2 separate regions of the Homo sapiens genome follow, and region 2 is linked to region 1. The links are chromatin loops, found by intact Hi-C in ENCODE. Cell type or tissue: IMR-90. All regions are shown on one strand. Each heading gives the region's core, and the rest is flanking DNA. Links, peaks and the distances in the headings are about the cores only. Region 1 overlaps ZNF362 (zinc finger protein 362). Region 2 overlaps AZIN2 (antizyme inhibitor 2).

What was found. Peaks named below come from ENCODE experiments on the same cell type or tissue, not always from the same donor. Only the 100,000 strongest peaks of a DNase experiment are listed, where the experiment ranks them.
Region 2: it touches region 1 in a loop (2.9-fold over the local background); 14 of 110 quality-filtered maps call a loop at or near these places.

The regions. Positions count from the first base shown.
Region 1 is chr1:33,280,440-33,288,775 of GRCh38, forward strand. ZNF362 (zinc finger protein 362) reads left to right here. Exons shown (of 9, transcript NM_152493.3): 5 at 1-18; 6 at 1,148-1,372. Among named protein-coding and RNA genes, the nearest start is that of ZNF362, 28 kb to the left of the region's middle. In IMR-90, for the core only: no CTCF peak of the experiment used is centred there; no DNase peak of the experiment used is centred there.
Region 2 is chr1:33,096,441-33,104,776 of GRCh38, forward strand. AZIN2 (antizyme inhibitor 2) reads left to right here. Exons shown (of 12, transcript NM_052998.4): 9 at 267-429; 10 at 1,627-1,739. Among named protein-coding and RNA genes, the nearest start is that of AZIN2, 19 kb to the left of the region's middle. RefSeq lists an enhancer at 3,129-3,198. In IMR-90, for the core only: a CTCF peak has its summit at 3,379; DNase peaks (open chromatin) are centred at 111, 931 and 3,131; H3K27ac peaks cover 4,871 bases.

The DNA of each region.
Region 1 (8,336 bases), core at 160-8,159:
GGAGGGCAAGACGTACAGGTGGGGGTCTTGGCGGGATGGGGTCCGAGTGGGCTTGGGGCTGGGGCTTGAGCCAGGGCTGCTCCAGGAGCCCAGCAGCGGGGCTGAAACAGGACCCTTAGGGCTGAGGGGCAGGGCTAGGGTCCAGAGGGGCGGGGCCTTCTGGAGAGCCCCACCCACATCCCAAGTCCCAGTTCGGGGAGGGCTGCTGGGGAGGGGAATAGAGGCTTGGACCCTTAGGTGTGGTCTGTGGCTGGCAGCCACCCCCACAGCCTGGGGTTGTGAGAGTCGGTTTCCTCCTCCCTTTAAGCAGTGTTCTCAACCCTGGCCACCTTAGAATCACCTGAAGAGGCCGTGCACAATGGCTCATCCCTGTAATCCCAGCGCTTTGGGAGGCCAAGGCGGGTGGATCACCTGCGGTCAGGAGTTTGAGACCAGCCTGGCCAGCATGGTGAAACCTCGTCTCTACAAAAAATACAAAAGTTAGCCGGGCATGGTGGTGCGCCCCTGTAATCCTAGCTACTCAGGAGGCTGAGGCAAGAGAATAACTCGAACTTGGGAGGCAGAGGCTGCAGTGAGCCGAGGTCGGGCCACTGCACTCCAACCTGGGTGACAGGGTGAGACTCTGTCTCAAACAACAACAACAACAACAACAACAATTTTAAAGAATCACCTGAAGAGCTTTCAGAAAATGCGGATGCCAGGGCTGCATCTCCAGGAATTCTGAGTTAATTTTCTGAGGATGGAAAGTATGGAGGGTGGGGCAGGCGTTGGTATTTCTTAGACGCTCCCCAGATGATTCTAATGAGCAGCCTGGTTGAGAACTACTTCACGTGGTAGCGCCTCCTGCCCAGAACCGTGGGATATAGCCCTGGGCAAACCCTCACCAGGATCAGGCCTGTCTTCCCTATGAGGTGTAACCTATGCTCCAGGCTCTGTAATGTTCCCCCAGGCAAGAGCTTCCTCCTCCAGATTTAAGGGTGCCCAGGCTGGGAGACTGTCCCCTGTCTTTCCCAGGTGGTCCTGTGCTTCTTGGGCTCATCACAGGAAAGACCTGTCCCAGGTGCAAGGTCTCTCTGATGTAGAAGGCCTCCCCTGAGATGGACAGTCTGGGGGATCTTCCCACGTGAACCTGTCTCTTGCTCCGCAGGTGTAAGGTATGCCCACTGACCTTTTTCACCAAGTCAGAGATGCAGATCCACTCCAAGTCGCACACAGAGGCCAAGCCCCACAAGTGCCCGCACTGCTCCAAGTCCTTTGCCAACGCCTCCTACCTGGCCCAGCACCTGCGCATCCACCTGGGCGTCAAGCCCTACCACTGCTCCTACTGTGATAAGTCCTTCCGGCAGCTCTCCCACCTCCAGCAGCACACCAGGTGAGTGGCCTGCCTGCTGCCCTGCTGCAGCCCGACTCAGCTCAGCACCCGTGGCCTGGCACATGGAGCCAGTGCAAGGAGGGGCAAGGACCTTCTCCAGGTGCCCATTGCCCTCGGGGTCACGGCCCTTGTGGACCTCACTGGCCTCAGCTGTTGTTACTGCACCCCGTCCCCACTGTTTCTCATCTCTAGGTCTTTGCACATGCTGTGTCCTTTACCAGAGAGACACCCCTCTCCCGCTTTTCCCTGTTTCTCTGGCCATCCCCTTGTCCTCTCTCAGTCTAGCTTCCTCCAGGAAGCCCTCCCTGATTGCTCTAGCTGGGTGAGGGACCCGACCTCTGTGTCCCCACAGGGCTCTGTGCATGTCCATCATAGCAGTGGTAGGCTGTCACGCCCGTGTCTCTTTATCTGCCCACCTCACTCAATCTACTGGGAGTTCTTGAAGGCAAGAGCTCAGTCTCCTCCATTTCCATATCCCCAGTTTGTGGCACAAAATAAGCAATTATTAAATATTTTGGAATAAATATAACTGGTTTTTACAGAGCATATGATTCATCCATTTAACAAATACTTATAGAAACTTTTACTCTATGCCAGACACTATTCTAGATGTTGAGGATACAGCAAGGAAGAAAACAGACGAAAATCTCTGCCTTCGTGGGGCATACAGTCTAGTTGAGTGTGTGAAAGGGAGACTCAAAGCTATAAATGCTTTAAGAAAAATTTGTGGCTGGGTGCGGTGGCTCACACCTGTAATCCCAGCACTTTAGGAGGCTGAGGCGGGTGGATCACCTGAGGTCAGGAGTTCATGACCAGCCTGGCCAACGTGGCGAAACCCCATCTCTACTAAAAATACAAAAATTAGCTGGGTGTGGTGGTGGGCGTCTGTAATCCCAGCTACTTGGGAGGCTTAGGCAGGAGACTCGCTTGAACCCAGGAGATGGAGGCTGCAGTGAGCCGAGATTGCGCCATTGCACTCCAGCCTGGATGACAAGAGTGAAACTCTGTCTCAAGAGAAAAAAAAAAAAAAAAGTTTGTGCAGGAGGGTATAGACATCAGAAAGACTGGCTCACCAAATAAAAATACCATTGGTATTTTTAAAAACAAGCCAAAGATTACCAAGATTGCAGTCCCTCTGTTCAGAGGGGAAGCAGCACCGTTTTCTCACATGACGATGATCATCTGTGTGAGCATTGTCACGTGTTTGCCAATATCAGCATTGTAAAAGTCAGGGATAAAACTGGTTTTTGTTGTGGAGTTTGTAATTTACAGAAAGAATTCAAGGTTTTTTCTGTTTTGAGGACTAATACTATACAGAAGGGCTCTATTTTTTTGAGACAGAGTCTCACTCTATTGCCCAGGCTGGAGTGCAGTGTCATGATCTCGGATCACTGCAACCTCTGCCTCCTCAGCTTCCCAAGTAGCTGGGATTACAGGCGTGTGCCACCATGAGAAGGGCTCTATTTTTTATTTGCTTTTTTTGTTTTTGTCATTTATTCGTTTATCTCCATTGTCTTTGAATCCTTTATCCCTGGGTGCAAGATGTTTTACCTTGTCTATTTCTCTGACTTTGGGACATGATATGTGGGTATGATAGTAAGAATCAAATGGCAGGCTGGGCTCAGTGGCTCATGCCTGTAATTCTAGCACTTTGGGAGGCTGAGATGGGTTGATCACTTGAACTCAGGAGTTCGAGACCAGCAACATGGCAAAACCCCATTGCTACAGAAAAATACAAAATTAGCTGGGAGTAATGGTGCATGCCTGTAGTCCCGGCTACTTGGGAGGCTGAGGTGGGAGGATCGATTGCTTGAACTCAGGAGGTCGAGGCTTCAGTGAGCTGATGTCACACCACTGCACTCCAGCCTGGGGGACAGAGTGAGACCCTGTCTCAAAAGAAAAAAAATAATAAAAGAATAAAATGGTACAATGGCAGCAGGGCCAGGTGTCAGTCTGTTTTCTCGTTACCATGCCTCCCAAGGCACAAGTCTGACCATGTAAGTTAGTTTCAGCAATTTTCTGATTTTGTTGCTACTTTGATTTTTAAAAAATTTGGCCAGGTTTATGTACAGAGATGTATGTAACAAGGTGTTGATTGATAAAGTCCTCCCAGTTGTATGGTTCTTAAAGAGCATTTGATAGAAAAGCTTGAGAGTTAACTCTGTTAGGAGACTTTGTAAGGCCTCCAGGCCAGAATTGTGTATGTGTGTATGTATGTGAAAAAATTTTATATTATTAGAGATCAGGAACCTAGAACCATCCAATTCACCTCTGCCAGATTGTGCCTATACAACGTGTAATGTGGCGGTTACCCTTTTTTTGGAGAATCTTCGTTTGTCAGTGTTTCTGAACAAGCAGAGATTGATGTCTTTTTATAACCTTAAAGGCTGAAATTCCACAAGCCATAAGCAGGTCCAGTCCGGTTTCCTGGAGGCCCGGGGAGGCCTCATTCCCACTTTTGAAGTGCAGTCCTTGTTTCTTACTCTCAGGCTTGTCATGCCTAATTAAATGAAATTTGTCTTTAACTGTGACATTTCTGGCACAGCCATGGTTACAAATTTGATTTACCCAATTATATCCTGTTAGGAAGGAGGACAGATTCTTACAGATCCTGTTTACAGAACTAATGATCGTAAAAGAAAAGGGTCTCAGCAAAGGTACTTTGAAGAGTTTTTAGCTATTATTCCTAGTAGTTTTGTAGATAAGGCCAATTACATTTGTTGTTTTCAATAGAATGATTATTTGAACATTTCCTTGATGATTTATTATTTCATATCTATGTTAGGTTTTTATAGTCCCCCTCCCACCCTCACCCCCAGAATTCTGAAGAGTTAGTTGGAAGAAGGAAGAAGGCACCATTTTAGGAATATTTTATTCCAGTTTATTGAATACAGCCTCCTAAATTGAGGATTAGCGACAGTAATAAAGAAAAAAAAAGACCTTTAGAAAATTAGAACATTAAGGGTGAAATCAGTTTCATCCAGTCCTGGGGAAAAATTCCTGTTCCTCTGATCCTGGGTTAGTTAGCCTGCTTTCAAAGTTATCTACTTCTGGAGCAAGGACTCTTGGAGCCTACCTTGGCCTCTGGCAGTGTCTGGTCAAGAAGAGGATGTCAACGTGGCAGCCTGTATGCATTTGTCTTTTCTAGCTCAAAGCAGAGGCCTTTAATTAAGCAAGTGTGAGGGTAAAAATCAGACCTGTTGACTAGAACAAATGATTCTGCTTAGTTAATTGTAATAATCAACAATATCACAATGGAGGACAATGGAGTCCTCTATTAAGGTATAATCATGATCAATTTTTCAAATTAAAAACATGGTAGGCTGGCACGGTGGCTCACCCCTGTAATCCCAACACTTTGGGAAGCTGAGACAGGTGGATCACTTGAGGTCAGGAGTTCGAGACCAACCTGGCCAACATGGTCAAACTCCGTCTCTACTAAAAGTACAAAAATTAGCCGAGTGTGGTGGTGCATGCCTGTAGTCCCATCTACTCGGGAGGCTGAGACAGGAGAATCACTTGAACCCGGGAGGCAGAGGTTGCAGTGAGCCGAGATCATGCCACTGCACTGCAGCCTGGGTGACAGAGCAAGACCCCATCTCACCAACAACAAAAAAATGTTATTGGCAGCAAGCGCACTGGCCCATCTTCAGGGTCTTTTAATCCCATAAAGCATTATCACTAATTGTTTAGGGCATTCTAAATCTAGAGACAAAATCTTCTTAAAGAAATGTCTTTGTTGATGCTTGTTATGCCAGCCTCTGTGCATTAGATTAGGTTTTTTTGGTCCATCTTAAAAAGTGCACAAGAACATATTATATGTTATACATATTATATGTTTATGTATGTATAAAATTAACCCAGGGAGGTTGAGTTTCTCTTTTTATTTGCCAACTTTCTTACGCTACAAACTTTGTAGGGCAGCTGTCACTCTAGTGTTTGGCTAATTAAAACCATGGAGAATACATAGGCCGGGTGCCATGGCTCACGCCTGTAATCACAGCACTTTGGGAGGCCAAGGTGGGTGAATCACTTGAGGTCAGGAGTTTGAGACCAGCCTGGTCAACATGGTGAAACCCTGTCTTTACTAAAAATACAAAAATTAGCCAGGTGTGGTGGCGGGTGCCTGTAATTCCAGCTACTTAGGAGGCCAAGGCAGGAGAATCATTTGAACCTGGGAGGCGGAGGTTGCGGTGAGCTGAGATCGCACCACTGCACTCCAGCCTGGGTGACAGAGCAAGACCCTGTCTCAAAAAACAAAAAAACAAAAAACAACAAAAAAAGAAGAATACAAAACCCAATCATTGTAAGCATCCCTCCTTTTGTAAAACAAGGGAGCAAATCTTTGGTGTTGCCCAGCAGCCGTCTGGAAATGCCAAGAGCAATTGTATTTGCATTTGCACCTTGACAATTTTATCTTTCTGAGTGGGGACCTGGATCTGAGAAAGGCGACAGCACAAAGTTGACAGAACAGGCAAGCTAATAAACACAAGAGCAAGTGATAATAATGATGAAGAATTCTGTTTTTTTTTTCCAAGAAGTAGACTTTGTTTAAAAATATTATTTGAGAACATGACCAAAAAAAAAGCAACAAAAAATTAACAGGCCTTTGAAGGAGAGGAGAATATTTTGCCAGAATGTTCTTTGACTCAGGGATTATTCTCCATTCCTGAGGGCACAATTTTTTTTTTCCCTCTCTCTCTCTCTTTTGGACTAATTTGAGTTCATAATGGCAGGAAACCAAACAAACAACAAAAGAGGATTCTATCAACATTTGGAAGACAGTTTATAAGTCACTAGACGCTTGCACATATAATTAAACTGATATGTCCTAACTCAGTGGCAAAGAGGCGAGTGTCCCACATGCCCAGAACTCCCAGGATTCTTTAGACAAACAAACAAACAAAGCCAAAGCTGAAGAAACAACCAGATTCCAGATTCCTTGTCCTCTGCTATTTGACGGAGGCCCTTTCCTACTTATTTGTCCCTTGGCAGAGAACCAGGCATCAGATCATATAATCAAATCCATCTTCCCAATGTTACAGCCACTAATGAAGGGCATAAAAGAAGGTCATGTCCAAAACAGAGCCAGCCCCGGTCAAGCAATAGAGGTAGAGTTAGCAAGAGGGCAAGCAAGATCCACCCTGGGAGTTGAGAAGGTTGTGCTTGGGAGCATGGTCGGAGTGAGGCGGTTGAGTGGCGTTGGAGCATCTTAATTGGCCTGCAGCGTGAAAGGAAGGCACAAGCAAAGTGAGGGACTTGCAAAGTGTTGAACAAGTCCAGGCTTCAGAAGGATCAGCCCTCTACATAATAAACACCACATGGATTTATAGAGAAAATAGAACATTTTCTGTTCTTGTTAGTCTGTTCATGGTAGAAAACCAGCATTGTCTCGTGCAGTTAGTGTATGTGTAAGGGTCGTCTGTACCTGCAGATATCACAGTGTGGGAGTCAGGGCTTGAGACCAGGAGTCTGAGACTGGCCTGGGCAACATGTTGAGACCCATCTCTACAGAAAATTAAAAAGTTAGCCGAGTGTGGTAGCATGTGTTGTAGCTCCAGCTACTCAGGAGACTGAGGTGGGAGGATTCCTTGAACCCAGGAGGTAGAGGCTGCAGTGAGCTGAGATCACGCCACTGCACTGCAGCCTGGGTGACAGAGATCCTATCTAAACAAACAAACAACAAACAAACCAACCATTGTTTTGGGAGGAAGTTAAGTTATAGGAAATGGCTGAAAGTTTTATCTATTTGTGGAACTAGAACTAGACAGAGTGACTCTGGATTTGTCTGTTTATTCAGGGTGCAAAGGGGTTTTGTTTTTGTTTTTCTTTTCCTGACAGAGTGATGTTATGTACATGCCTAATGATCATTGCAGCAGGGGAAAGTGTCCTTTTAGTTTTTTCAAGTCTGATAATAATGCTAATAACAACGACAACTATTCCTTATTAAAGAACTTCTGTGTGCCAGGTCCTGCTTAAGGTGTTTTAATATACAAGGTGTCCATAAAATCCCTGTACAGTGTGAATTTGTTATTTCTTCATAAGAGATAATGAATTTGAAAAATGCCACAGAGGGGGAATCCTCTCAAGGAATGTTTAACCTTCATATATCTATGACCATTGTTTTAGTTAAAAAACACGACATGCCAAAAGCCATATCATGGCTGAGAAATAAAAGTGATAATTCATGAATCCTTAATAATTTTATTGAAACATTGAATACGTTTCCTCTGTTTTCATAAGTTGCTTAACTTAAATAGAAATTAATGTATTAAAAACTAACACTGCAAAAATATTTTATGAACACCCATTAAATTCTTATAGTCTATTATCCCCATTTTAGAGAGGGGGAAACTGAGGCTGAGGGAGGCAGAGTCACCTGCCCCAGGTTACCCGGCTAAGAGGTGGCAGAAGCAAGATTTGAGTGCAGAGCACCAAGAAGCAGCCCAGTTCAGAAAGAAGGAAGGGCTGGGGCATCAGGCTGCAGAAGAAGCACTTGGGGATGGCAGTGCCAGGCAAGAGAGAAGAGCAAGTCTTTGGAGCCCCTGGGTGGGACTGGGACAGTGGGGGGTGAAGTGGGGTAGTCCAGGGCCACTAGCTTCAGCTCAGCTTCCTTGTGCTGCCTAAAGAGGAGTGACCACCAGCCGGGTGCGGTGGTGGCTCATTCCTGTAATCCCAGCACTTTAGGAGGCTGAGGTGAGTGGATTACTTGAGGTCAGGAGTTTGAGACTAGCCTGGCTGACGTGGTCTTGAACCATGGTGGTCTACTAAAAATACAAAAAAATTAGCCGAGCACAGTGGCACAGGCCTGTAGTCCCAGCTACTTGGGAGGCTGAGGCAGGATAATCGCTGAACTGGGGAGGCGGAGGTTGCAGTGAGCTGAGATTGTGCCACTGCACTCCAGCCTCGGCGATAGAGCGAGACTCTGTCTCAAAAAAAAAAAAAAAAAAAGAAGCGTGACCAC
Region 2 (8,336 bases), core at 72-8,071, 180 kb before region 1:
AGTGTGATATGAAGAGGACTCCTTCCCATTGTGGGGCCATGGAGGAGGGTGATTTACACAAGCACGAGGCTCTCTACCCAGCTCTGTCCCCCTCCTACCTTCTTGGCCAGCTGTCCACAGTTATCAGCTGGGGCCTTAGCAGCTGCCAAATCCTTCTTCCGGAAATCAAAGCAGCTTTCAAGAAATAGACTTGGAGCTGTAGCAAGTCTTCAGCATAAAGCCCACATTTCAAACACATAATTGTCTCCCCATTCTCCTCCTACCAGATTGCTTCCGTGATCAACTCAGCCTTGGACCTGTACTTCCCAGAGGGCTGTGGCGTGGACATCTTTGCTGAGCTGGGGCGCTACTACGTGACCTCGGCCTTCACTGTGGCAGTCAGCATCATTGCCAAGAAGGAGGTTCTGCTAGACCAGCCTGGCAGGGAGGGTAGGTGCCAGGTGGGCAGTGGAGCCCTGTTCTCCCCTGAAGCTTCAGATAGTGGTTGGCTGAGCAGGATCTGGTTTTAGACCCAGTGGCAGAGGATGGGGGAATCTGGAGAATGAATGGGTTCTTGCTTTAGGGAAACTTTCAGTCAAGTCGCCCCACCCCAAGACATTTATTTAGCATCTTTTTTCCTAGGCATGTTCATATTTTGTGAAGATTGAGAGCAAAACAACCTTAGAGAGAATAGATACTCTGTTGACCCCATTTTACAGATGAGGAAACCGAGAACCAAAGAGAATACAAGTGAACTGCTTAATAGCTAGTAAGAGCCTGCATTTGACCCCATGTCTGTCTCCTCTCCAAAATACAGGCTCCTACTCACCCTACTGCTTCTCATAATATAATGAAAATAATTAATGACAGCTTACATTTGTTTGAGTCCACTTTACAGATGACAACATAGGCAGGGGGAGGCTGAGTCATTAGCCCAAGGTCACATGGCTGATAAGGGGCAGTGTGGGGATTCAAGTTCAGGTTAGGCTGACTCAGCGCTTCTGGGCCCACATCACCAACATCAGTGCTCTTCCCTCCCCTTCCAGATAGGTCAGGGATAGCAGCCTGTGAGTGACAGGTGTCAGGGACTCTGATCTTGAGGCTTGCCCTCTGCTCTGGGACCCTCATGCAGGGGAGCCTCAGGACTGTGCGCTTTTCCCCAGAGAGAATTCATGTGAAGGGTGGTGGGCTCCAGGTAGAATGTCCTGTGTTCGTGTGTGGCATTCTTCTGGCTTCCTTTATAGACCTGGGGGATTGTCCCGTCTGATCCAATCAAGAGACCTGGCTTCTCATTCTGGCTCATCCACTGCCCTATCATGTGCCTCTGAGCAAGTGGCTTAACCTTTTGGGGTCTTGAGTTTGGGTGGGCTGCTCTTCTGCCTTTGCTGGGGCACCTAGGGGCTCAGATGCAAGCAGGGGAGTGCATCCTGGGCAGGTTGCTTGGCTGCAGGGGTGAGTGTTCCTAACACGGCAGTGAACCCATGTCATTGGAAGGATGGCTGCTGATGGCTTTTGTTGTAGGCCTCGCCTCATGGTTGAGGAATGGGTAGCCATTTTGCTTCCTTACTGAGCCCACTGTTGTGTCAGCCCCACTACCACCCCCTCACATTGCTACTTGTGCTGCCTCTGAACCCTCCCCTCCTGCAGAGGAAAATGGTTCCACCTCCAAGACCATCGTGTACCACCTTGATGAGGGCGTGTATGGGATCTTCAACTCAGTCCTGTTTGACAACATCTGCCCTACCCCCATCCTGCAGAAGGTGAGCTTACCCCACGTGGGCCTGTTTTCAGTTGTGTGTGTGTATTTCAATAACATTTGTTGTGTTTTTATCTAATTTTTAAAAAGTCAAACATATTTATTGTCGATAATAGACAACAAGGATGACGAAGGTTATCACCCATAATCCCACCACACTCTTTGAGCATTACATATTTTAAAAAATGCCTTATACTTTTTTCATGACATTGGAATCATATTGTTTTGTAACCTGCTTTTTCCATTTATATGGGGTGTAGCTCTTTCCATGCCATTAACTGATCTTTGACAACATGCTTTTGTATTTTAACCAATCTAACTCTAGTGGTTGGCTATTTGGTTTCCTCTTTTTGAGCACTGTGAATATATGTTGAGGTTTCAGCTCTGTGGTAAATTCCTGGAAGTAGAAACAGTTCATATACAGTGGGTTTTTCTGTAATAACAGGGGAACAGGAATACATAAAACATTCCTCCTAGCCTGTGGAACCCAGCCCAGGGCCTCCAGCAATTTTAATGGGCATCTTTGAGAGGATAAAGAAAACCAGACATCATTTTATCTTCCCCTCTCCATTGTGTCTTCCTATCTCTCTCTCTCTTTTTTTTTTTGAGATGGAGTCTTACTCCGTCAACCAGGCTGGAGTGCAGTGGTGTGATCTCGGCTCACTGCAACCTCCACCTCCTGAGTTCAAGTGATTCTCCTGCCTCAGCCTCCCGAGTAGGTGGGACTATAGGCACCCGCCACCATGCCTGGCTAATTTTTGTATTTTTAGTAGAGGCGGGGTTTCAACCATGTTGTCCAGGCTGGTCTCTAACCCTTGACCTCAAATCATCCACCAACTTTGGCCTCCCAAAGTGCTGGGATTACAGGCACGAGCCACCATGCCTGGCCTCTTCCCATCTCTTGACCTTTGTGCAGCCCCTCTTCCTGGAAAGAAACTTTCCTTGCATGCCTTGAAGTGCCTAACTAGCACTCATTATGTTTTTCCTTCCCTTCCCAACCTATCCAGTTTTTCAAAAGTCAGTCAGAGGGGTCTTGAAAATCAACTCCACTTTGTGGCTCTTCCTGCCCCTTATCCCTGTGCTGGCCTAGGGAACCCCTCTCTCCCTCCCTCCTTCCTCCAGGTACCCAGGCACCCTAGATGTGCTTGATGGAGCCTCACTCCATGGTTAAATGTGGTTACATCTGCTGGTCAGAGTAGGCCTCCCCAAGGTGCTGAGGAATGCTGAGCTCTCTACTCTGACGCACTAGCATTGCCTGCATTCTTGTGGTAGCCCACATCCTACTGCACTGAGAAGGGACCAGGCCAGCCAGCTTACAGAGCGGGCAGCTGTTGAGTCCCCGTTACTCTGCCTCTCCAGTACTCGTCTTCCTGTTGCATGCTGGCTCTCACCCACTCCACTCCCTTCATTGGCTCCTCAGAAGAGGAGATGATGGTCCCAGCCCACTGCCACGCCCCCCACCGGGATCTTTGCTTTGGCTGATCTCTAGTTGGCATTCCTGACTTGGGCACTGGGATGTTTGACTCTCTTTGTGGTCTGTGCTGTTCCTCCCCTGAACGATGCTGCGGTTTCTTCCTTTAGGCTCTTAACTGCTTTTCAAGTTTGGCCACGTGAGCGCCTCCAGAGTGGGGCCCACAGCCTGGCGGTGGAATAAGACATTGCATAGATGACAATACACATAATAAGTTAACTCCTGTGGTGCTGGGAGTGTGTGTCAGAGGGATTCAGCCTGGCTGGGGGTATCCGTACCTTCTTTCCCAAAGAAGGTCCCCTTACAAGTATTAGTTTTGGCATCTTTCTTTGCATACCTGCTCTTCCTTCCCAGGGACTTTGTGTTTAGACCTGGGTATAAAAAGTTGTATGAGGCCAGGCGTGGTGGCTCAAGCCTGTAATCTCAGCACTTTGGGAGGCAGAGGTGGTTGGATACCTGAAGTCAGGAGTTCGAGACCAGTCTAGCCAACATGGTGAAACCCTGTCTCTACTAAAAATCCAAAAATTAGCCGGGCATGATGGCACATGCCTGTGATCGCAGCTACTTGGGAGGCTAAGGCAGGAGAGTAACCTGAGCCTGGGAGGCGGAGGTTGCAGTGATCCAAGACTGTGCCATTGCACTCCAGCCTGGGCGACAGAGTAAGACTCTGTCTCAAAAAAAAAAAAAAGAAAGAAAAGAAAAAAAGTTGTATGAAACATAATCCTTGGCTCAAGATATACTTCTTATTGCACCATGCTTGGCCCTTTTTTGTGTGTTTCTTTTTGGTTTTTATTTTTATAAATTCAGCAAATAATTCAGTACTCTCAAAGCAGTACTCTCAATACTCAAAGCACCGTGCTGAGGTCTGCAGAGGAATTGTCTGTGCTTTGGAAGTACAGTCCTGTTGGATAGAAACACGTGTGTGTGTGTGTGTGTGTGTGTGATTAGTATACAAGCTACAACCATGTATGAGAAAAGTACAGAACAAATATTATTGGAGCTTTTAAAACATATTTTAGTACTGTACATGTTTCTAAAAAATAAGGAACTTAAAAAATCACAATTCCATTATCAAATTAAAAAATGAATAATTCCATAGTATCCCCCATCATCGGTGTTGAGCTATCCCCAACTGTCTCATAATGGTTTTTATATTAACTTGCTGAAATCAGGAGGCAAAGAAGGTCTGCATGGTGCATTTGGTTGCCATCTCTCTCTCTCTCTTTTTTTTTTGAGACAGAGTCTCACTCTGTTGCCTAGGCTAGAGTTCAGTGGTGTGATCTCGGCTCACTGCAACCTCTGCCTCCTAGGTTCAAGCTTCTCTCCTGCCTCAGCCTCCCGAGTAGCTGGGATTACAGGTGTGTGCCACCATGCCTGGCTAATTTTTGTATTTTTAGTAGAGATGAGGTTTTGCCATGCTGGCCAGGCTGGTCTCAAACTCCTGACCTCAAGTGATCCATCTGGCTCGGCCTCCCAAAGTGCTGGGATTACAGGTGTGAGCCACTGGGCCCGGCACCATGTCTCTCTCTTAACCCATTGGTTTCCCCATACTCTTTTCTTCTTTTTCTTTTTTGTAGAGATGCAATCTCCCTGTGTTGTCTAGGCGGGTTGAGAACTCCCAGCCCCAAGCGATTGTCCAGCCTCAGCCTCCCAAAGTGCTGGGATTACAGGCATGAACCACTGTGCCTGGCCCCCACCCTCTTTTTAAGTCTGTTTTGTTTGTTTGTTTTCTTTGGTAATTTTAAACTGAGTTGTTTTTCCTGTGGAGTTTCCTGCATTCTTGATTTTCCTGATTGGTGAATTTCCTGAATTTCCCTTTGGTGCTTTTGAACATGTTTCTCTGCCTGGTATTTTTTTTTTTTTTTTTGAAATTAGGTAGATTTAGAGGTTTGAATAGCATCTCAATCAGCTTTGGAATAAAAATACTCCATGGGAGATCTTGTCTTTGTTTTCCTTTTAGAGTAATAAGCATCCTTATTATTTAACCTACATTGCCTTCCATGCAAAGTCGTCACTATCTTGACTCATGCATTATCATTCTCTGGCTTTCTTTTTCAGTATAGGTTTATCACATCTAAATCTATTCCTCGAGTGTATTTATAATTTATTATATTTGTTTTTTTGCTTTATAAAAAGGTATTTTGATGCATGTAACCTGTTTGGGCTTTTTCTCCCTCATATCACAGTCTAAGAACCACTCACCCTGCTACATGTCTCTAGAGTCCATTCATTTCATTGCCGTGTAGCGCTCTTTTGGTGAGTATGCTGCAGTTTATTTGTCCATTCTCCTCTCAAGGCATTTGGACTGTCTTTGGGTTTTTGCTACTGTGAATACTGCTGCTGTGAATTCTTGTTTCCCTCTCTCTGATGAGTGAGCAAGGAGTGGAATGGCTGGGTATAGGGCATGTGAATGTTTGGCTTCATGAGAAAATGCCAAACAATTTTCTGAAGTGTTGTACTGACAATCCCACCAGCAGTGTGTAAGAGACTCGGTGGCTCTGCATTTTCTCCAGCATGGAGTATTGCCAGACTGAAAACATTTTCCCAGTGGAATGGATGTAAAATGATATCTCATTGTGTCTTGATTTGCATTTCCCTCATCACTAGCAAAGCTGGATGTCTCTTTGTATATTTACTGGCCAAATGTGTTTCCCGGAACTTCTTCCAGGGACTTTGTAAGTTGGTGTTCCCCTTCATGTCTGAATTTCTCCACCGAGTGGTCTGTACCCACTGCCCCTGCTCACTCAGCTCCCTTAGCCCTTCCAACCTCTCCAGTCAGGTACCTGTTCCATGATGCCATGGAAGATGCTCTTGAAAGTCACTTCCACGCTGCTAGCTCTTCCATATGGCTCTTCTGTCCCAGCAGCTGGTCCTCCTCTGTTTTCATGCTCACCTCTCCTGGCTTCTGTGGCAACATCCTGGGCCTTGGCTACTCTTCTGCTGTTCTCACCTTGTCTCCTTGGCACTTCTCCTGCTCACCCTTTAAGTGCTGACTGTCTCAGGCCTCAGTCCTTGATCTTCTCTGTCTATATGCGCTTCCTAGGTAAATGCTTCCAGACTGAGGCTCTTAGTATCTTCCATACTATCATCACTCCCAAATTTCTATCTCTATCCTGGATCACACCCCTGAGCTCCAGACTTGCACATCCAACTACCCGCTTGAGATTCCTACTGGGATTTCACAGACATCTCAAGTTTAACTTGTTCAGAACTGAACTCTTGATTTCCAACCCCAAACTTCTCTCACTAAATAGCACTGCCACTAGCCAACTGCTGAAGCTAAAAAAGTTGGCATTATTCTTGATTTTTGCTTTCCCTCTCCTTCCACATGCAGTCCACCTGCAATTCTTGAGTGTAGTTCCAAAATACATTTTGGTTTCAGTGAATTCTTCCTCTGTCGCCACCCTAATGCAAGCCACCATTGCCTCCTGCTTGAGCTACTGCAGTAGCCATTAACTGGTTTTCCACCCCCATACTACTACCTGCTTACCACCCATTTTCCACGCTGCAGACAGAATGATCTTTTAAAATCCCAAAGATTATGCCCCTCCTCTGCTTAACACCATCTGTGGCTTCCCATTGCTCTCAGAATAAAACCTAGACTCCTTACCACAACGAGCAAGGCTCCTGCCATCTTCCCAGGCACCTCTGCCCTCACTCCTGTCCCTGTTTTCAGCTCCACTTACCTGCTCCAGTCCCATTCCTCTCCTTTCTGTTTTTGTAACACCTAAGTTGTTTCTGCTCTCAGGGCCTTTGCATTCGCTCGCCCAGAATGCTCTTCCACTCACCCCTGAGACAGCTGCTGTATTCTCTTTCTTATGTCTCAGCTCAGATGTCACCTTGTCAGGGAGGCCTTTCCTGACTGCCCTCTCTAAAGTAGGCTCACCTCCCCTAGTCAGATAATTTTGATACCCTGCTTATTTTCTTCACAACCCATCGTAATCTGTTAATTATCTTGTTTTTGTTTACTTGCCTATAGTCTGTCTTCTCCATTAGCAGGTAGGCTCTATGAGGGCAGCCACGTTGTCCAGTTAGTTTCCTCTGAGTTCCCAGCACCAGACACAGTGCCTGGCATATAGTAGGTGCTCACTAAATATCTGTTGAATGAATTGTGAATGGATGAATCAATCATTCAATAAACTGTGAGACCCTTGAGGGTCTCACATCTGTTCATATCTGTTTCCCTAGTACGGAACTTGGCATACAGTAGGTTCAGTATATGTTGGAATTAAATAGATCTTTTTTTTTTTTTTTGAGATGGAGTCTCACTCTGTCACCCAGGCTGGAGTGCAGTGCTACAGTCTTGGCTCACTGCAACCTCTGCCTCCCGGGTTCAAGTGATTCTGCTGCCTCAGCTTCCCGAGTAGCTGGGATTACAGGCGCCCGTCACTATGCCTGGCTAATTTCTGTATTTTTAGTAGAGACGGCATTTCACCATGTTGGTCAGGTTGGTCTTGAACTCCTGACCTCAAGTGATCTGCCCGCCTCGGCCTCCCAAAGTGCTTTGATTACAGGCATGAGCCACTGTACCCGGCCATTGTTTCTTTCATTTCTATGTCTTTGACAAGGATAAACCATTTTGTTTTTGTTTATTGTTTTATTTATTTTGATGTCAATGTCTTTTTATATCCTCTGTTCACTTAATTTGGGAGGTCTTGAAGTTTTTTCTTGCACATAGAAATGAGCTTGCATATGCATGTGTGCATGTATTTAATATGATGTTTGATACAAATATTTTTTCACTCTATTGGTTTATTGTTTTAGTTTTGTAATTCTTTGTTATTCTTTCATAGAAGTTTTGACACACTATTTTGTTTTAACTAAGTTTGCTGTAATTAATAGGAAGGAAATCTGTTACTTTCTTTTGTGCTCTGCTGTTATAGATTATCTTTATTACATATATATATATATAGTCTTATAGAAATAGAATGTTTATTAGAAAAAATTTAACACAAATAGTAAAATAAAATGATTCACTAATCCCACCATTCAGAGATGACTATTGTTAAATGTACTTTGATTTCTACTTTTTTTGGGTTTAATGGCTATTTTATTTTGTTTTATTTTATTTAACACAAGGTCACATTCTGTCACCCTGGCCAGAGTGCAGTGGCACAGTCATGCTCACTG